2 separate regions of the Homo sapiens genome follow, and region 1 is linked to region 2. Evidence: chromatin loops called from intact Hi-C (ENCODE). Cell type or tissue: ovary. All regions are shown on one strand. Each heading gives the region's core, and the rest is flanking DNA. Links, peaks and the distances in the headings are about the cores only. Region 1 has its middle 8.2 kb from the start of KDM7A-DT. Region 2 holds the start of LOC124901758 (a long non-coding RNA gene).

Region 1 (11,194 bases), core at 2,027-10,026, 130 kb after region 2:
TCCTGGGCTCAAGCAGTCCTTCCGCCTCGGCTTCTAAAACACTGGGATTACAGACATGAGCCACCACACTCTGCCTGTTTCATTATTTTTTTAATCCCTGGAGACCCTCCTTTTGGAGCCTTCTGTCCTCTCCAATCTGAGAGATTATTCTCTAGGTCTCTGCTCAGCTCTCATCCTGGGGTTTCTTTTTACCATACTCCCATGTTTCATGGATCTTTGCAGGAAGTATTTAAGCAGCTCAGCATAAAATCACCCTTCCTAGAATTGTACTACTAATTCCTGACCTTCTGTCCTAATCTCTGTGAGTAGGTCATTGTTTTCATATGTACAAGACAATTTATACCTAGTACCTAACTTTGTTCTTTTCTTTAATTAAAAAAACAGCTGTACTGAGGTATAATTGATACACAATAAACTGCATGGAATGAGTTGGACAAGGTAATGAGTTTGGACATATGCATATTCCCATGAAACCATCACCACAATCAGGGTAATAGACATATCTATCACCTCCAAAACTTTCCTTGTGTCCATTTGTCCTTGTGTCTTCTTGCCCAGGAAAGGTCATCCTACCCTAACTTCTAGCCCCATGATGGGGACTCTCATTCCTGCTCACAGACTTCCTTGATCCCAGTGGGCACCTCAGATTCTTCTTGAATTTATTGTCCCTTGGATTCCACATCACTGTGCCCTCTTCAGCATATAGAGGAAAAATAGACTGTGAAGTCACCCAGACCTGAGGTCAAATCTCACCCGCTCCGCTTTCTAGCTGAATAACCTTAGGCAAATGAAGTCTTGTTTTCCACATTAGAGAAACCAGGGATCATAATACCACTTGCATGAAGATTGTTGTAAGGATTAAATGAGGCAATATATACTAAGCAGCTTGGAGAGTTCCTGGCACAGAATACTAGCTCTATTTTCCATTCTCTATTATATTGTCCCTGGTCCCATTGCCAACACAGCTTTTTCTGCATTGTCATCTGGTTTTACCATTTCCTTTGGACAATGGTTTTTTTTTTGTTGTTTGTTTGTTTTTTCCCCCTTTTTGTGACAGACTTACCCTTCTCCATGCATCTGCCCCTGGGTCTGACTCTCCAGCCCCACCTGCCTCCACTTCTCCCATACTTTGATACTTCCCTTTGGCCTCATTCAGCAAATTGGTCTAATTTTTTTCTTTTTGAGACAGAGTCTTGCTCTGTCACCCAGGCTGGAGTGCAGTGGCGTGACCTCGGCTCACTGCAACTTCCATGTCCCAAGTTGAAGTGATTCTCCTGCCTCAGCCTCCCTAGTAGCTGGGATTACAGGCGTTTACCACCACACTTGGCTAATTTTTGTATTTTTAGTAGAGACGGGGTTTCACCATGTTGGCCAAACTGGTCTTGAACTCCTGACCTCAGGTGATCCACCTGCCTTGCCCTCCCAAAGTGCTGGGATTACAGGTGTGAGTCACTGTGCCCGGCCTTGTCTAATTTCAAATAGAGAACTTTTCTAGTCTGCCTAATCCTGCTACAAATAAATGGGTCAAATCAATACTCAGTCACATGTCCATCTTTTTTGGTACAGAGTATTTTCTAGCTCAAAGACGTCCAATGATAAGAGAGATGAAAACAAAATAGAAATGGAGCAATTTTGCTTTGTCATCTGTCAGTATCACACCATCTGCCCCAAGCATCATGCCTACACCTCTCTTGTTCTTTCTTCTCTTTCTAAATATAGATTAAAGAGTCCTTTTAGTTGTCCTTAACTTATTTTGGCAAGGCCCAGCTCATCCTAGGCTTTCATCTTCCTGACACCTTTTCTACAAGTCTGTGCTGCCATTCTGCATTTGTTCTTGATAGAATGTCCCTTTCTCTAAGTCCTCTGAAACTCTTGGCTCTTCAGAGCTCCCTGTGTACCTCATGCTTAACCCTTTGCTGTTTTACTAATCACTTTCTTTTTTTTTTTTTTTTTTTTTTTTTTGAGACGCAGTCTTGCTCTGCCGCCCAGGCTGGACTGCAGCCGTGCGATCTTGGCTCACTGCAAGCTGCGCCTCCCGGGTTCACGCCATTCTCCTGCCTCAGTCTCCCGAGTAGCTGAGACTACAGGTGTCCGCCACCGAGTCTGGCTAACTTTTTTTTTTTTTTTGTATTTTTAGTAGAGACGGGGTTTCACCGTGTTAGCCAGGATGGTCTCCATCTCCCGACCTCGTGATCCGCCCTCCTCGGCCTCCCAAAAGTGCTGCGTGCGGTGGCTCACGCCTGTAATCTCCATCTCAAAAAAAAAAAAAAAGCAAGAATGATTTTTGCCTTTTGTTTTCTTTTTCCTTTCTTCCTTCCTTCCTTCCCCTCCCCTCCCTCTGTCCCTTCCCCTTTCTTTCTTTCCTTCCTTCCTTTTTATCTTTCTTTCTCTTTTGCTTTCTTGCTCTTTTCTTTCTTTCTTTCGCTTCCTCGCTTTTTCTTTCTTTCTTTCGCTTTCTTGCTTCTTTCTTCCCTTCCCTTCCCCTCCCCTCCCCTCCCTTCCCTTCCCTTCCCTTTCTTTCCTTTCTCCTTTTCTTTCGTGTGTGTGTGTGTGTGTGTGTGTGTGTGTGTGTGTGTGTGTGTTTGAGACAGAGTCTCACTCTGTCGCCCAGGCTGGAGTGCAGTGGTGCAAACTCGGCTCACTGCAACCTCCACCTCCCCCACCCCGCCCGGTTAATTTTTGTATTTTTAGTAGAGATGAGGTTTCACCGTGTTGGCCAGGCTGGTCTTGGATTCCTGAATTCAAGTGATCTGCCATGCCTTTCATTTTCTCCATGACATCCTGTCTTGGAGACATCAGTGTCTTACCTGAAACAGACTTCCATAAAATCCTATGAATCCAGCTTATCTTTGTTACTACATGATAAAGTTGTCCTTTTCAATACACGCGTTAAAATATCTTTAAACCTATTCTTCCTCAAACATATGGCAATATAAACTTCTTTCTCATAACTACTCCTGAATAATAGGGCTGACTATATATTAATGATGATTTTTAAGTACTTAAGCAAAAGATAGTTGGGAATTCTGAACTCTATCTCCTACATTATGAAGAAATATATTAATATTTAGTGGTATTTTGCAGCTTTTGTGCAAATTAGAAAATAAAGTTAAAACTTTGAATTCCTTTTGGTTTAATTTCTTAATTAGAACCTATAAAGGAATAAATCTGTGAGGCAATAAAATGAAGAGATAGGACTCACAATTTAATTAAATCTATAGATTTATTAGGCCATAAATTAGTTATCCATGGGTAAAAAGCTTTGTAAGACACATATGAGGATTTTAAAGACAATGCGCAATATCTGAAGTTATTACATATATATTTAGTGTTGCAATTTTCAAGTCACAAAAGAATTACTTGGCTGGGCACAGTGGCTTATGGGTGTAATCCCAGCAATTTTTGAGGCTGAGGCAGGAGGATCGCTTGAGGCTGGTAGTTTAAGACCAGCCTGGGCAACACAGGGAGACCCTCGTCTCTACAAAAAAATATAAAATAAAAAAAAAATAGCTGAGCATGGTGGTGCGAGCCTGTAGTTCCAGCTACTCTGGAGGCTGAGGTGGGGGGATTGCACCACTGCACTCCAGCCTGAGCAACAGAGCAAGACCTTGTCTCTAAAATAAAAAAAAAAAAAAGAAAAGAAAAAAAGAATTATTCATCATTTGGATTCCATTTGAAAGAGATTCTTTGAATTTTAAAAATATTGGCCGGGAGCAGTGGCTGATGCCTGTAATCCTAGCACTTTGGGAGGCTGAGGCAGGTGGATCACCTGAGGTCAAGAGTTCGAGACCTGCCTGGCCAACATAGCAAAACCCCGTCTCTACTAGAAATACAAAAATTTGCCAGTTGTGGTGCTACATGCCTGTAATCCCAGCTACTTGGGAGGCTGAGGCAGGAGAATCACTTGAACCCAGAAGGTGGAGGTTGCAGTGAGCCGAGATTGTGTCACTACACTCTAGCCTGGGTGTTACTGTAAGACTCTGTCTCAAAAAAAAAAATTGTTTATTGATCATAAGGAGTGACTATTGATTACCATCAATCAGAAACAGGGATGAATTACCCCCAAAATAAGAATGGAAAAAAATTTATAAGAACATGCCCAGAATTTTCCATTACAGTGTTTATCAACTTTTTCTTTATACTTATAATATTGCTAAACAGACTGCCTTCAGTGCTTAATAAATGTCTGTGGTTGTTGATATAGTAGGGTTTTTTCCACTGTCTCTCATTCAATCTCCTTTGAAGACACAGATCTCAACCTTATTTATTGATAAGTACTACCTTGGTGATTTTGTTCGCCTCTTATAATGTGAAAAACCAAACACCTAACATTAAATAAATCCATAGAAAAATCTACTTGAGTTGGGAGTAACATTTTCTTATGTTTCTTGAAAGGTAAAATTTTTCATATTTCATAAATGGGGATGATGAAGGACACAGAATTTCTTTCAATGTTTCATCCTTTAGGACGTCCTTTAGGACGAAACACACTCTGATTAGCCCCAGTCTGGGTTAGGTGTCCCTCCTCCATGCAGCTGCAGCTCTTTGTGTTTTTCTCCACCACGGTACTGAGTATATTAGGTTGCAATTTCATATTTAATTGTCTATCTCTTTTACAGAATGGGAGCCCTTGGAGGACAGAGAATGTGTCTTTGATCCCCGTGTGCTTAGCAACTATCATATGTTTATAGTGGACAATAATGACAAATGAATGGATGGATGAATGCATTTTACTTTTAAATTTAGCCAACCCCTCAGGCTAATAACAGATACACACACACACACACACACACAGAGAGAGAGAGAGAGAGAGAGAGAGAGACATAATTTTCTAGATTTAATCATTATTAAACAATATGTTATTTACCCCACCAGGAGTATTTTTTTGTTTTTTTGAGATGGAGTCTTGATCTGTCACCCAGGCTGGAGTGCAGTGGCGGGATCTCGGCTCACTGCAACCTCCGTCTCTCAGGTTCAGTGATTCTCCTGCCTCAGCCTCCTGAGTAGCTGGGATTACAGGTGCGTGCCACCACACCCAGCTAATTCTTGTATTTTTAGTAGAGATGGGGTTTCACCATGTTGGTCAGGCTGGTCTTGAACTCCTGACCTCGTGATCTGCTCACCTTGGCCTCCCAAAGTGTTGGGATTACAGATGTGAGCCACCACGCCCGGCCTCCCACCAGGAATATCTTCCCAAACTACACTAAAGCATCACAGAATTCAAAATGGGAAACCACGACTAGGGCCCACATAACTATTTTTGAGTAACTGGGTTGGCATTTGAAACCCAGGGACTTTGTAGATAATGTATGGAACAGGGTTTTGATAGACCAAGGCAATATATAAATTCAAAGCATTTATGACCATGGGACAGCTTTAAGCGCTAGATCCCTGATAGGTAAAACTCAAAAAAAATTTGCATAGGTTTTATTTTTAGAACAGTTTTACATTTACAGAAAAGAACATAGCACAGAGACTGCAATGCACGTACCCAGTTGCCCCTATTACTGGTATCTTACATTAGTCCGATATATTAATGTTTGTTATAATTAATAAACTGATATTGATACATGTTCATAACTAACGCTCATAATTTATTCAGATTCTCTTAGTTGTAACCTAATGTCCATTCTTTTTCCAGGATCCCAACTAGGACACCACATCACACTTGTCATGGCTCCTTAGGTTCTTCTTGGCTGTGACAATTTCTCAGATTTGTCTTGTTTTTCATGACCTTGATAGTTTGAGGAATACTGATTGGATATTTTGTAGAAATGTCCCTCTATGGAAATTTGTCCAGAGTTTTTTTCGTGGATAGACAGAGGTAAATGTGCAACTTTTTATAGGAAGACAGTGGTTCTCAAATTTTTTCTCCTTCCACACTGATCACAAGTGTAGCGTACTCCCATGAGTAACATGTCTCATTAGATTAGGGAGAGAGGGATGAGAGCACAGCCCTCAGAGGATTTAGGAGACTCTGTGTATGTATATATTAGTCTAAAAAAGTACCCTCTCCATCTCCATTTAGAAGAACCAGCTAGACGCAGTGGCTCACACTTGTAATCCCAGCACTTTGGGCGGCTGAGGCAGGTGGATCACTTGAAGTTAGGAGTTCAAGACCAGCCTGGCCAACATGGTGAAACCGCATCTCTACTAAAAATACAAAAATTAGCCGGGCGTGGTGGCGGGTGCCTGTAATCCCAGCTACTAGGGAGGCTGAGGCAGGAGAATCGCTTGAATCTGGGAGGTGGAGGTTGCAGTGAGCCGAGATTGCGCCACTGCACTACAGCCTGGGCGACAGAGAATCTGTTTCAAAAAAAAAAAAAAATTACATTCTTATTTCATGATCCATTTGGGTTATAAAACTCAACAAAATAGTGGCCCCATAACATTTTGATCTCTGGAAGATGTGCAACTTTAGAAGATGTTATAACAAGAAAATAAACTATTGAGGTATTCAAAATAGGAAATAATCAATTATGAAAATATGATTTATTAAACTTCCAGCCAGACTCAAGAAAAAGTCTATATTCTTAAACTTTTTATTATGAAAAATATCAAATAGTACAATAAACATCCACAGACATATAATTATCTAGATTTAACAATTGTGAATATTATTGTGTTTGCTTCATTCATCTTTCTCCTCACCCTCTTCTTTTTTTTTGCTGCATCTTTTAAAGCAAGTGTGACATCATTTAAAAGCTTCAGCACGAGTCTTCTAAAAATGACATTCTTCTATAAACCATGATAATGTATCATGCCAAAGAAAATTAGTGTTTCCCTAATTTCACCTAACATCCAGATTATATTAAAATTTCAAAATTATCCCTCAAACTGTCTTTTATAGCTGATATTTTAGAATCAGGATCCATCAAGCTTCATGAATTGTATTATTTAGTTATGTTTCTTAAGACTTTGATCTAGAAAAATGTTCCTCCCTCTTGCCCTCTCTCTTTCTTCCTTGTTTTTGTTTTGTTTTGTTTTGTTTTGTTTTGTTTTTCTGAGACAGGGTCTTGCTCTGTTGCCCAGGCTGGAGTGCAGTGGCACGTGATCTTGGCTCACTGCAACCTCCTCCTCCTGGGTTCAAGTGACTCTCCTGCCTCAGCCTCCCGAGTTGCTGGGACTACAGGCATGCACCACCACACCTGGCTAATTTTTGTATTTTTAGTAGAGACTGGGTTTCAACATGTTAGCCAGGCTGGTCTCCATCTCCTGACCTTGTGATCCACCTGCCTTGGCCTCCCAAAGTGCTGGGATTACAGGCGTGAGCCACCACGCTGGCCATCTCATTCCAGCTTTGACTTCCCAGGCTTGATCCGCCTGCCTCTGCCTCCTGAGTAGCTGGGACGACAGGTGCGTGCCACCACGCCTGGCTAATTTTTATTTTTTGTAGAGATGGGGTTTCGCCATGTTGCCCAGGTTACACTCTTTGTTTTAAAAATGGCAACTTTTAAAATAAACTAAGCTAGTGGTTTTGTGAAATGTTTCATATTTTGGATTAGTCTTATTTCCTTGTGGTATCATACAACTTGTTGCTGCTCTATCTCCTGAATTTCCTGTCAGCTGGAAATTAAGTCTTAAGGTTTAATTATATTCAGGTTAAACATTTTTGGCAAGGATACTTCCTAAGTGATACTATGTACTTTATACTGTATCCTTTGTAATGCCTGGCTACATTGTGATTCACTGTCCTTACTAATGTCATTTATCTGCTTTGCTTTCCTTTATACTTTTTCACCACTTTTATTAACATTTGCGCTTTGAATGTGTTCAACATGACAGTCCTCCTTTAATAACATCTTAACCTCGGGCTGTCAGTTTAGAATTTTCCCAGCTCCTGGGGTAGAAGCAAAGATAATCAGGCTGTGAACAAAGCTGCTGAGCTCTGTGTGTTGGGTCCTGCTTCCCCGACTAGACTCCACTCTTCTTCCTCCCAGCACCATGATATACTCTTTCAAGACCTACTCTCCATAGGCAATCTTTTCCACTCAGACATTATCCTTTTCCCTCCAGCTCAGTAAAATTAAAATTTCTCTGTCCTCCTACCACAACTTTAGCCAGGCTAGTTAATTTGTGTAGTTAATCCCTGTTTCGTTAATCTGATGAACAGGTTACAGGGAGGATCAAGTGCTATGTAAGAACAAATCACTCTCATTTAATGCATGTCAATGGTTTAACGTAGCATTCCCAAGATATATTCCCAAAATATGTTTGTTTTCTTTCTTTCTTTCTTTCTTTCTTTTTTTTTTTTTTTTTGAGACGGATTCTCGCTCTGTCGCCCAGGCTGGAGTGCAATGGCACGATCTCGGCTCACTGCAACCACTGCTTCCCAGGTTCAGGTGATTCTTCTGCCTCAGACTCCTGAGTAACTGGGATTGCAGGCACCTGCCATCGTGCCCGGCTAATTTTTGTATTTTTTTAGAGATGAGGTTTCACCATGTTGGCCAGGCTGGTCTGGAACTCCTGACCTCAGGTGATCCGTTCACCTTGGCCTCCCAAAATGCTGGGATTAAGGCGTGAGCCACTGTGCCTGGCCAGTACGTTTGTTTTCTAAGGAAGAGAATAGCAGACGTGGTTGTGGAGATAGAGCAGTATCATTAGTAGTAGGAAGGAGAATTGTTAGTTTGGAGCAAACATTCCTTGTCAGAGAAATGAGGTTAAATGAACAAGTGAAGTGTTAAAAACAAACACAACACCCTAGATTTGATGTGAAAATTAAGAGAGATCTGCGAGTATTGGAGAAACCACAAAGGAGAAAGGGAGAGGGAGTCCCACGGTCATTGTCAACTGATGCTGGCATGGAGCTGGGTGTCTTTCTTCAAGATATTTTTCCTTTTGAAATTCTATCCCCCGCTTGTTTTTGAGACAATATTCTCCTAGTCTTCTGTCCTAACTCTTCAGCTGCTCTTCATAATAGAGCTGTCCTCTCTATTATTATTAATGAACAAGTAGCAAAATAATTATTCATAATTGCAGTTAGTAGCTATATGGCTTATCATATGCTAAGAATTGTGCAAAGTATGTTATTTTAGTGTACCCAGCCCTGGGAAGCAGATATGCTTACCATTCCCATTAAAATGAGAAAACTAAAATCCAAGTGTTAATAAGTTGTCACAGAGGTAGTAGGTTGTGAATCCAAAACCATGAGCTTAATTATGATGTATGGGGCTTGCCACTAAAACGTTGGCATCATCCAGAGTTCTAGCCTTAATCCCTTTCTTCCCAAGATCAAATCTTTGTGTTTACAATTTCTCTAACCTTTCCTTACAGATTTGTATGCCTTACAGTGTCTTTATTCTTTACTGATCTCTTCATGTACTTTTAAAAATAGCTGCATTTCCAAACTGGAGATTAATTAAATAGACTGAGCAGAAATGCACAGAAGTGATGCTAGTATTCTCACCAAATCCTATCAGATGGCACGTGATCTTGATTTGTCCCATTATTGATGGCACTTGATCATTTGATTAAGATGGTGTCTGCCAAGCTCCTTAACACTGAAAAGTTACTCTAGTTCCCTTTGTAATTAGTAAGAATTTTGTTGGGAGATACTTTGAAACTATGAAACTATTCCACTGCTTATCAAACTTTCAATTTATGTATTTCTTTACACTGGTATAGCTTCCTATATTATTCAGTGGGTTATAATACATGATTTTTTTTAAATGTTGAAGTACAATTTGTCCCTGATTTGGCTGGTGTCCTTTAGACATGCCTCATTATTCTTTGAGCACGTCCTTATATTCTGGTACTACAAGAAGTTCCAGGCTCATCCCGTACCCTCTTCTCCAGTCCTGGAATCAACTATTTTGCCAAGAAGAAAAATGAAGTGGAGAATGGTATTTAGAAGCCAAGACCTGGGCTAGCTGTTCTCATTGTTTTGTGGTGTCACTACTCCCAGATCCTCTCAATGGACAGGGTATGTACATATACACCTATATCTATTTCTACAAATAGTGATAGATTGATACCTCCATTACTAGCCCACCACCAAAGTTTCCTCTTATTTGTAATTCTCTTCCTGAACATTGAGAAACCTGGCTCCCATTTTCCTTAACTCATTGCCAGTCACGTGTCGCATAATGACATTTCCGTCAATGATGGACTGCATATTATGATGGTGCCCCATAATATTATGATGTGATATTTTTACTCTCCCTTTTCTATATTTAGAAACACAATTTCTTACCATTGTGTTCTAAATCCCTATGGAATTCAGCACAGTAACATGCTATACAGGTGTATAGCCTAGGAGTGATGGGCTACATCATCTAGCCTAGGTGTGTAGTTAGCTATACCAAACACGGTTGTAAGTACACTCTATGGTGTTCACACAACGATGAAATTGCCTAACGATGCATTTCTCAGACTTACCTCTGTTGTTAAGCAACACGACTGTATTTTTTTTTTTTTTTTTTTTTTGAGATGGAGTCTTGCTCTGTAGCCCAGGCTGGAGTGCAGTGGCGCGATCTTGGCTCACTGCAATCTCTGCCTCCCGGGTTTGAGCGATTCTCCTGCTTCAGCCTCCCGAGTAGCTGGGAATACAGGTGCGTGCCACCACAACCAGCTAATTTTTTGTATTTTTAGAAGGGACAGGGTTTCACCATGTTAGCCAGGATGGTCTCAATCTCCTGACTTCATGATCCACCCGCCTGGGCCTCCCAAAGTGCTGGGATTACAGGCATGAGCCACCACGTCTGGCCAACACGACTGCGTTTGATCAGTTCTCTTGTACACAACTGTATCAGTTTGTTCTTTCGTTGCTATAAAGAAATATCTGGGCTGGGTGCGGTGGCTCACACCTGTAATCTCAACACTTTGGGAGGCTGAGGCAGGTGGATCACCTGAGGTCAGGAAATCGAGACCAGCCTGGCCACTACTAAAAATGCAAAAATTTGCTGGCTGTGGTGGTGCACGTCTGTAATCCCAGATACTTGGGAGGCTGAGGCAAAAGAATTCCTTGAACCCAGAGGGCGGAGGTTGCAGTGAGCCAAGATCATGCCACTATACTCCAGCCTGGGCAACAAAGTGAGACTGTGTCTCAAAAAAAAAAAAAAAAAAAAAAGAAAAATAAATAAAAATAAATAAATAAATAAATAAATAAATAAATATCTGAGGCATACAACTGTAATCCCAGCACTTTGGGAGGCTGAGGCAGGTGGATCACCTGAGGTCAGGAGTTCAAGACCAG
Region 2 (11,194 bases), core at 1,327-9,326:
AATATTGCGTTGTGTGGATATGCCACATTTTGTTCATTCATTCATCGGTTGATGGACATTTGTGTTTCCCCTTTTTGGCTATTTTGAATATTGCTTCTGTGAGCATTCATGTACAAGTTTTGATGTGAACGTGTTTTAAATTCTCCTGGGTAAATACCTAGTTTTGGGGCATTGCTGCATCGCATGGTGATTCTATGTTTAACATTTTGAGGAACCATCAAACTGTTTTCCAAAGTGGCTGCATCATTTTACAATCCCATCGGCAGTCTGTGAAGCTTCCAGGTTCTCTGTGTTTTCACTGACGCTTGTTATTGCTTATCTTTTAAAAATTTTAATAATCCTAATAATTTGAAGTGGTGTGTTATTGTGGTTTTGATTTGCATTTCTCTAATGATAATGATGCTGAGCATCTTTTCATGTGCTTATTGGCCATTGGAATATCTTTTTGGTGAAATACCTTCTTTGCTCTTTTTTTTTTTTGAGACAGAGACTCACTCTGCTGCCCAGGCTGGAGTGCAGTGGTGCGATCTTGGCTCATTGCAACCTTTGCCTCCCAGGTTCAAATGATTCTCGTTCCTCAGCCTCTCGAGTAGCTGGGATTACAGGCACCACAACCATGCCTGGCTAATTTTTTTTGTATTTTTAGTAGAGATGGGGTTTTACCATGTTGGCCAGGCTGAACTCGAACTCCTGACCTCAGGTGATCTGCCCGCCTCGGCCTCCCGAAGTGCTGGGATTACAGTCATGAGCCACCGTACCTTGCCGTCTTTTTTTATTTTTTAATTAGATTATTTGTCCTTTTATTGTTGAGTTGTAAGAGTTCTTTATGTATTAATGTTTTGGATGTAACTCCCTTATCAGATGTAGCATTTGCAAAATTTTCTTCCATTCTGTGGACTGTCTTTTCACTTTTTTACCGGTGTCCTTTTTTTTTTTTTTTTGAGACGAAGTCTCGCTCTGTCGCCCAGGCTGGAGTGCAGTGGCGCGATCTCGGCTCACTGCAAGCTCCGCCTCCCGGGTTCACGCCATTCTCCTGCCTCAGCCTCCCGAGTAGCTGGGACTACAGGCGCCGGCCACCACGCCTGGCTAATTTTTTGTATTTTTTTTTAGTAGAGATAAGGTTTCACCGTGTTAGCCAGGATGGTCTCAATCTCCTGACCTCGTGATCCGTCCGCCTCAGCCTCCCAAAGTGCTGGGATTACAGGCGTGAGCCCGGCCTCTTACTGGTGTCCTTTGAAACACACAAAAAAATAATATTGATGAAGTCCAGTTTATTTTTCCTTTTGTCACTTTTGGGTTTGGTGTCATATATCAGATATCTTGGCCTAATCCAGGGTTACAAAGACTTATTCCTATGTTTCCTTCTAAGAGTTTCATAGTTCTAGCCCTTACTTTCAGGCGTATGATCCATTTTGTGTTATTTTTTGCATATGGTATGAAGTAGGAGGCACATTCATTTTTTTACATGTGAATATCCAGTTGCCCAGCATCATTTGTTGAAAAGATTACTTTCACCTCCATTGAAATGTTTTGGCATCTTTGTTTAATATCAATTGACCATGAATGTAAAGGTTTATTTCTGGACTCTCAATTTTATCAGATTGATCTGTATGTCTGTCTTTATGTCAATACCGTTCTGTCTTAATTACTGTAGCTTTGTAGTAAGTTTTTTTTTTGAGACAGGGTCTTGCTGCCCAGGCTGGAGTGCAGTGGTGCATTGTTGGCTAATTGCAACTTTTGCCTCCTGGGTTCAAGTGATTTTTCTGCCTCAGCCTCAGCCTCCCGAGTAGCTGGGATTATAGGCACCCACCACCACACCTGGCTAAGTTTGAATTTTTTATTTTTTCAGTAGAGACGAAGTTTCACCATGTTGGCCAGGCTGGTCTCTAACTCCTGACCTCAAATGATCCACCCACCTCAGCCTCTCAAAGTGCTGGGATTACAGGCATGAGTCATCATGCCTCGCCTGTAGTAAGTTTTAAAATCAGCAAGTGTGAGTCCTCTAACTTTGTTCTTAATTTTCAAAATCGCTTTGGTGAGTCTGAGTCCCTTGCATTTCCATATGAATTTTAGAATTAGCTTGTCAATTTCTACAAAACAAGACAGCTGGGATTTTGATAGGGGTTGTGTTGAGTCTGTAGATCAATTTGAGGAGTATTGTCATCTTAACCATATTAAACCTTCCAATCCATGAATATGGGATGCCTTTTTATTTATTTATGCCTTTAATTTCTTTCAGTGATGTTTTATAGTTTTTGGTGCACAAGTCTTGTTACTTATTCTGTTAAATGTATTTTGTATTTTTTTCTTTCTTTTTTTTTTTTTTTTGAGACAGAGTTCGCTCCCGTTGCCCAGGCTGGAGCGCAATGGAGTGATCTTGGCTCACTGCAACTTCTGCCTCCCAAGTTCAAACGATTCTCCTGCCTCAACCTCCTGAGTAGCTGGGATTACAGGCGCCCACCACCACGCCCATCTAATTTTTGTGTTTTTGGTAGAGACGGGGTTTCACCATGTTGGCCAGGCTGGTCTCAAACTCGTGACCTCAGGTGATCCACCCGCCTCGACCTCCCAAAGTCCTGGGATTATAGGCATGAGCCACTGTGCCCAGCCATTTTTTTCTTTTAAATTTTATTGTAAGTGGAATTATTTTCTTACCTTCATTTTGGGCTGTTCAACACTAGTATATAGAGATATACAATTGAGCTTTGTATATTGATCTGTATCCCGCAATCTTGCTGAACTTATTTGTTCTAATAATTCTGTGGATTCCTTAGGATGTTTTTAGATATAGGATCATGTCATCTGGGAATAGAGATAGTTTAACTTCTTTTTCTCTGGGTGCCTTATCTTTTTCTTGCCCAATTTCCCTGGTTAGAATCTTCAGTTCAGTGTTGTACAGAAGTGGTGAGAGCAGACATCCCTGTCTTGCTCCTGATTTTAGGAGGAAAGCATCTAGTCTTTCACCATTAAGTATGATGTTAGCTGTGAGTGTTTTGTGAATGGCCTCTTGCCTTTTTGTCATCTTGCACCATCCTGTTTCTCTTTCTGCTCTGTGTAGTGGAAAGAATGAGAACCTCAGAATCAGACTTGGATTTGAATTGATTCGTTCGTTAATTTCACCAGAAAATATTGAGTGTTAGATAGAGTGAGATTAAATTGAATTTAATCATATAGATTAAGTTGTAGTGTGGTAAGAGCTATGATGGGGGTATGGCCAAAGCAGTGAAGGGTACAGAAAACAGGCCCCTGAGAAGGTCTGAACACCTCGAGGATATGATGCCTGAATTGCTCTTAAAAAACAGTAGGAGATAGTCTTGAAAAACAGGGAACATGTGCAGCGATGGGAAGGTAGCTGTATTCTGTGAGCCACAGATAGGTCTGTGAGGCCAGAGTATGGGGTGCCTGCAAGTGAGTGGTTGAGGTGATCCCAGAGAGTGAGAGCCACCTCACCAAGGCCCTTGCTAGCTTCTGAAGGTGTTGTGAGAACTGATTTGTGTGTTGGAACCCTTGGTGGTAGAGGAGATGGAGTGGTAATGGGTAAGACCATGATGCGAGAGACCTGGAGAGAGGAAGCTATTGACTAAGCAGGGGACACCTGAGGACCTAAAGGAAGGCTCTAAAGTAAGGCTGGAAGAAGGGAATCGAGTCAAGAAAGATTAGAAGGTAGTATTAACAAGGTGTGTTGCAATTGACTGAGAGGTGAGGGAGATGGATTTGCAGAGAATGACTCTTGGATTTCTGGAATTTGGGTTGTTTGATGGAGTAGACTAGATTCGGTTTTCTTATCTGTAAAATGGAAGAAATACTTTGCGGATAACATAGGCAAATGTCTTACCACAAGCATACGGTTGAGACTCCATAAATGCTCGTTTTTTTTGCTTTCCCCCATGTTGTTTCTGTTTCCTCCATTCTGTCAGTGTAGGTCTTTGTTTGGTTAGTTCTGCCTTTGGAACGCTTTTCTTTGCTGTGTCCCATGCTTCCCACTGTGACTGCTGCATGGGTGACTCCCGGATCCTTCTCTCCAGCCCTGATCACGCTTGTATGCATTTTCGACCGTGTTCTGGTCATCTCCATGGCCTCTCACCCTCACAAGGGAGAACCATCCCCCGATTTTTTCTCCTCTTGAGGTCCATATGCCTGTTGATGGCACTGTAATCTTCTCCATCAATTTGGCTACAAATCATTTTTTCCAGTTGAAAAAACACATCCACCTCTAGTGGTTTTGAGTATTTCAGAATCATTTTGATGCCTTTCTCTTCTTCTTTCATTTCTTCACATTTGGTGAATATTTGGCCTCTGTTTAATTATCTCCGTAACATTATACACACAAGTGTCTTTTTCTATCTCATTGTTACTTCCCTCATCAGGCCTTTATTAGTTCCCATCTGAACTACGACGCTGGTTCCCTATCTCTGGTTTCCGTTCCTTTCAAGTCATCTTGCCACAGCTGCCAGACCAAGCTTCTGGAAGCTCTGATTGGATCACCCCTGTCACCTTGTGGGTTCTCCACACCCACTGGATCAAGCCCAAGCTCCTAAGCCTGTCATTTAAGGCACTGCATGTCTAAACCCCATGTACTGCTCTGATTTTATCTCCCCACATCCTTGTAGAAAAATGGGGCAGTTCTCTGCACCTTTGGTATCATCTCTGTCTTCCCTGGTGGAAATTGTGCTTATTCTTCAAGGCACAGTTTGTGAATCCTGCCTTTCACCAAACCAGTTAATTCTTTTTCATATCACATAGGACTCAGTGCTTATTTATTTTATTTTATTTTTTTGAGACAGAGTCTCACTCTACCACCCAGGCTGGAGCATGATCTCAGCTCACTGCAACCTCCACCTCCCGGGTTCAAGTGATTCTCCTGCCTCAGCCTCCACAGTAGCTGGGACTACAGGCACACGCCACCACGCCCAGCTAATTTTCATATTTTTAGTAGAGATGGGGTTTCGCCATGTTGGTCAGGCTAGTCTTGAACTCCTGACCTCAAGTGTTCCTCCTACCTTGGCCTCCCAAAGTGCTGGGATTACAGGCGTGAGCCACCGCGCCTGGCTGGTGGTTATTTAAAATGATCTGTGTACACTTCTTATCTCTCCTACTAGATTTAATCTCCTTGAGGTGCTTCCATCTCTGTAACCCTCAAAATGCCTTCTTCATATTCAGTATATGTTTGTGAATGGAACGTATACTCTCCTCATCTTCCTGAAGCATACAGGCATGACCTTTGCTTTTCCAAATACCCATTCCCAAGGGCTTGTGACACAAGACAGTGAGAAGGTGAAGGACAGCTTACTTTCCCCTGTGGATCCCCTTGCAATTTAATACACAGGAGCGTGAGAATGTCACACAGGCAGGTTCTTATTTAAATTCCTGGTAGCTGAGCCCAGCAGCATGTGGTGGGTTTGATTTAGTCTGTACAGCATTTAACTCTTTCTATGGATGAAAGATGAAAGTGGATAAAAGTTCTCATAGACTGTATGGGAACCAGATAGATTGAGAAATTAACTCATGTGTTGTGCAGTTACAGAGCTCTAGGTGCCGGTCTGATTTTTCCTTATAGAATCTAGAACTTAACTGACATAATTCCTGGGTACTTTCAGACACATAGCCAAACACGTAGCCAGGTGATTCATTTGGTAAATTCCATAAGGTCTGCCCTGCCCTGGAATGGCTTCTCAGCAAGGCTGTCTCAGCTAGGCTGGGAAGGAGGTGGCTTTCAGTTCCGGTTTCCAATCAGTGACTTCCAAGAACTGGTTAAGAAGCAGGAAGAATAGAAAGAGTTAGATGGTTTCTGTGTTGGGCTAAAAAAAAAACCTCTCAGATACCCAGTTCCTACAATGCATGTCTCCTGGCAGCCAGACAAGGAAGGAGAGAAACTGTGAAGGGTGCCAGGGTGCCAACAAGAGCACTCGTGTTCTTGGCAGAGCTCAGAATAGCGTTCACAGCTCTCAGTGATTCATCATCTGCAGGCCTGCCCACCCGTGATCCAAGTGACTGAGGACGGGGTGAGTCAGGCAGCTCCCTCTCCTCATCACCCTTCCTCCATGGCTCGGTTCTGTGCCCTCCCTGGGCCCTATGGGCTGCCTAGCAGAGGGGAGGCCGATGTTGCAGGGGATGCTGCCAGTGAGGAAAGGGTGCCTGCTCTGGGTCTGTGCCAGGGTGAAGCCTTCGTGGCTTCTTGAAGGACTCCCGGCTCCCCTCTGCGTTAAGCCCTAGGCACGTTTAGAGAAGAGGGGAATCTTCACTGCCAGCTCTAGGGACGGGTCTGATGGTGGGGCCCGCTTAGCCCCAGCGAGCTACTCAGTGCTCCTGCACTGATCTAGACACCACCCCTCATCATCGTATCTGCCCCTCTTAAATCTAATCTGCATTCTGTTCTCTTTCTTTCTCCCACTCTTTTCTGTTTATTCTTTTCTTTCTTCCCTTGCTCAGCAAGAATGATATTTATTTAAGACATCACAGCTGTTAAATGTTTGCCTCTGGGGATAATTTTTCGGCCAGGTGCCCCCGTGCCTCTTGGCTGGTCCACAACCGATTGCTGGCCATGATGGGAGGGGGTGGCCCGCTGCCCTCAACACTGAACTCCCTAGTGTGGGTCCAGGCCTGGGGCTCATCACAGCTACCCTGCTTTGACCCGCAACACAATCATGGGTTGAAAAACCATCCTAGTGCCATAATAGGCTTAGAAAGGGATCATTCTTCATCTGGTCAGCCAGAGCCAGGCCACAGGCTGCATGGTTTCCCTCAGCAAGGCTCTCGCTGGGTGTCCCACTTTACTTCTGCAGCGAAAAAGCCGTTTTACCTCTTTTGCCACTTTCACAAAACATTCTCTTGGATCCACTCAAGTGAAAGCTGTGAAGTGTCCTTGTTCCTCCCTCACAGAGGGAGCTCCTAGCCTTGCAGCCCTGCCTGTGTCTGTCACTTACCAGCAGCGTGCCAGGACACTGCAGACATCTAGGTTCGGGGACTTGTCTAGGAAGCCATGGCTCTGTGTGGGTGTGCAGGAATGTACTGCTTCAGAGCGTTCCTGTTTTCCCTTCCCTGTTGCTGCAGAGCACGCATGCTGCGGGGAGAATGCAGCTTTAGTAACAAAACATCCAAATATACTTATTTCCAAAAAGAGCAATGCAAGATGAAGAATGGGGTGCTGTGTGGATGATGTCCTGCGTAAGGATAGAACACAGGAGGAGCTTGAGTGCGAATAATGTTTCACTTTTTGTTCAGGAGTCAAAACTTACAATAAATACGACCAGGTCTCCAGATCACAGTGAATTCCAAACCCCGGTGGACGACCCACTTATTTCAAACATGTTATGTAACGTTGTAAAGCACAGAGGATAGGTAAAATTCACAGCCCTGGGACAATTCGGGGCACTTAGATGTGAAATGTTTGGAAATCGCTTTCATTTTTCTCATCAGAGCCATCCCATGAACTGGATAGGACAGAGACTTCGCCCCATTGAGAAGCAAGGACGCTGAGGCACAGCGAGATCATCATTCAGCGTAGATTCCAAAGGGCACAGACTTGGTTAGCACAGTCAGGCTGAGCCCCCTGATCTGTGTTTGATTTCTATCACGCTGCTCTTTTTTCAGTAAACCTCTTTCACATAAGAGATGAAACCAGCCCACCACTAATAGGACCTGTGCTCTGGGCTGTTTAATTAAAGTCGGAATGAGTTTTACTGAATTTACATGCCTTCCCTAGAACTCCATATATCCCATTTGGAATTTGTACGAAGTCCTAGGAGCAGGCTCCCTCTCTGCAGTTGCTCAGGACTCAACTCCTCTGGCGATCTCCTGACCTCATGATGTGCCCACCTCGGCCTCCCAAAGTGCTGGGATTACAGGCATGAGCCACCGCGCCCAGCCCCCATGTTAACCATTATTAAGTGTACAATGTAGTGGCATTAGTTACTTTTGCAATGTTGTGCAAACATCACCCACTGTTTCCAAAACGTTTTCATCACCCCAAGCAGAAACTGTACCATTAAGCAAGAACTCCTAGGCACCTCCACCCACCTCCCTGCCCCAGCCCTTGGTAATCTCTTATCTACTTTCTGTCTGTATGAATTTGCCTATTCTAGGTATTTCACGTAGTGCAATCATATAATATTTGTCCTTTTGTGGCTGGTTTATTTTACTTAGCATAAGATTTCCAAGGTTCGTCCATGTTGTAGCATGCATTAGAACTGAACTTTTTTTTAATGGGTGAATATTGCATTGTATGAATATATCACATATTATTTATCAGTTCCTCTGTTGATAGACACTTGGATTGTTTCCACTTCGGGTTGCAGTGAACATTGGCCTACAAATATCTGTTTGAATCCCTGTATTCATTTCTCTGGGGGAGTATACCCGGGAGTGGAATTGCTGCATTGTATAGTAATTTTATGCAACATTTGGGGAACCCACTATAGAGTTTTAAAATTCAAATTAATTAACAACTTTCAAAAATGAGGAATTCCACACAAAAATTAGATCTTTTTTTCAACTCCTTCCTTTTTTTTTTTTTTTTTTTTTTTTTTTTTTGAGATGGAATCTTGCTCTGTTGTCCAGGCTGGAGTACAGTGGCATGATCTCAGTTCAGTGCAACCTCTGCTTCCTGGGTTCAAGCGATTCTCCTGCCTCAGCCTCCTGAGTAGCTGGGACTACAGGCACCTACCATCACACCCAGCTAATTTTTGTATTTTTAGTAGAGACAGGGTTTTACCATGTTGGCCAGGTTGGTCTTGAACTCCTGACCTCAGGTGATCCACCCACCTCGGCATCCCAAAATGCTGGGATTGCAGGCATGAGCCACCACGCCTGGCTCAGAATTTTTTTCAACTTATCTTGACGTTCCTGGGTCCACCTACAGTGATATGATCTGCTGGGGATGAGTGGAAACTGCCTCCTCTAGATGGGGCATCTGGTATCCAGATTGACAAGGGCCTCACCCAGCTGGCATCAGACATTGGTCCCTGCCTGGGCCCTGCTCTGAGCCTTTGCCCCAATCCCCTCCCTTCATGAGGTTTTCCAGCCCCCTCACACAATCACTCCTTCCCTCTTATGTTCATACTCCCTCATTATTTGTTTACATGCCAGACCTCTCTCCATCTTGGCTGTGATAGTCTGAGGGTGGGGCACTTGTCTTTTCACCTCTGATTTACCCAGGACCAACAGACACATTGTTGGTGCTCATAGTCTTTGTCAAATTGAAGTTTTAAATTGATGGCTCATGCTTGTAATCCCAGAGACTCAGGAGGCTGAGGCAGGAGGATCACTGGAGGCCAGGAATTCAAGGCTACAGTGAGCTATGATTGTACCACTGCACTCCAGCCTGTGTGACTGTGTGAGACTTCAACTCTAAATAGATAGATAGAGGGATGGATAGATAGATAGATAGATAGATAGATAGATAGATAGATAGATAGAAATGGGATAGAACAGAATAGCTGAAGGTTAGGTCAGGACTAATTGGTACAGTTACCACTGACTGAATCAAACAGGTGCTAAATTGCATTGTAAAATATTATAAGAAAAGGGGAAAAAACTAAAATTGGAGAAATGAGTTACAGATTACAGGCAATGAAAGAAGGGCTAACCACTTCCTCATGTGGACTGTTTCTCCATTTAGGGTTTTCTTTTTTATCACTCTTGGTGTAGTCTCATCAAAGACATGTAAAAGGTGATTTGTGGAACTGAGCATGATCGTGTGTGTCTGTAGTTCCAGCTACTCTGGAGGTTGAGGCCAGAGGATCGCTTGAGCCCAGGAGTTTGAGTCCAGCCTGGGCAACATAGTGAGACCCCTGTGTCTAAATAAATAAATAAAAGGTGGTTTATGGAAAACAGGTACAATATCATAGAACAAGTCAAAAAGAAACAGGATCAAAATGTAATATCTAAATACAAATGCAAAAGAATGAGTTTGGATCCCTACCTCACACCATATATTAAAAAATTACTCAAAGTGGATCATACATCTAAATGTAAGAGCTAAAACTAGAAAACACTTTGAAGAAAACATAGGACTAAATCTTTGTGATATTGAGTCAGGCAATGGTTTCTCAGATCCACACCAAAAGCACAAGCAACAAAAGAAAAAACAGATACACTGGACTTTATCCAGTAGAAAACTTTTGTGTTTCACAAGACACCAGGAAGAAAGGAAAAGACAGCTCACAGATGGGAGAAAATATTTGCAAATCATATACCCAATAAGGGACTTCCGTCCAGACTATATAAAGATCTTTTACAACTCAACAACAACAAAAAGACATGACCCAGTTGAAAAACAGGCAAAGGATCTGAAGACACATTTCTCCAAAGAAGATTTACAAATGGTCAATAAGCACATTAAAAAAGCTCAACATCATTAGTCAGTAGGGAAATACAAATAAAAACCACAATGAGATATCACTTTACACCCACCAGGTTGGCTATAATAAAAAAGATGGAGAATAACAAGTATAGTGAATTTATGGAGAAATTAGAATTTTCATACATTGCTGGTAGAATAGTAAAGTGTTATAGCCACTTTGGAAAACAGTTTGGTGGTTCCTCAAAATGTTAAACATGGCTAGTGTGGTGGCTTACATCTGTAAGCCCAGCACTTTGGGAGGTGGGGGTTGCAGTGAGAGATGGGGGTTGCAGTGAGATGAGATTGCTCCACTGCACTCCAGCCTGGGCAACAGAGTAAGACTCCATCTCAAAAAAAAAAAAAAAAAAAGTTAAACATAGAGTTACAAGGCTGGGCATGGTGGCTCACGCCTGTGGTCCCAGCACTTTGGGAGGCCAAGGTGGACAGATTGCTTGAGCCCGGGAGTTTGAGAGTAAGCCTGAGCAACATGGCAAAACCCTGTCTCTACAAAAAATACAAAAGTTAGCCAGGCATGTTGGTACACACCTGTGGTCCCAGCTACATGGGAGGCTGAGGCAGGAGGATCACTTGAGCCCAGGAGGTCAAGGCTGCAGTGAGCCATGTTCATACCACTGCACTTCAGCCTGGGCAACAAAGTAAGATCCTGTCTCAACAAAACAAAAACCCTAGAGTTATGTTCAAAAAAATTCTACTCTTAGGCATGTACACAAGAGAAATGAAAACATATGTCCACACAAACACTTGTACATGAGTGTTCATTGTGGGATTATTCATAATAGCCAAACGATGGAAACAACCCAAATGTCCATCAACTGATAAATGGATAAATAATAT

Evidence for each region. Hi-C counts contacts between places; a loop is a spot of excess contacts. Peaks named below come from ENCODE experiments on the same cell type or tissue, not always from the same donor. Only the 100,000 strongest peaks of a DNase experiment are listed, where the experiment ranks them.
Region 1: it touches region 2 in a loop (3-fold over the local background); 92 of 110 quality-filtered maps call a loop at or near these places.

The regions. Positions count from the first base shown.
Region 1 is chr7:140,179,868-140,191,061 of GRCh38, reverse strand. No RefSeq gene overlaps it. Among named protein-coding and RNA genes, the nearest start is that of KDM7A-DT, 8.2 kb to the right of the region's middle. In ovary, for the core only: no CTCF peak of the experiment used is centred there; no DNase peak of the experiment used is centred there.
Region 2 is chr7:140,311,063-140,322,256 of GRCh38, reverse strand. It overlaps LOC124901758 (a long non-coding RNA gene), which reads left to right and starts at 5,015. Exons shown (of 2, transcript XR_007060560.1): 1 at 5,015-6,002. In ovary, for the core only: no CTCF peak of the experiment used is centred there; a DNase peak (open chromatin) is centred at 5,976; H3K4me3 peaks cover 1,697 bases; H3K27ac peaks cover 2,420 bases.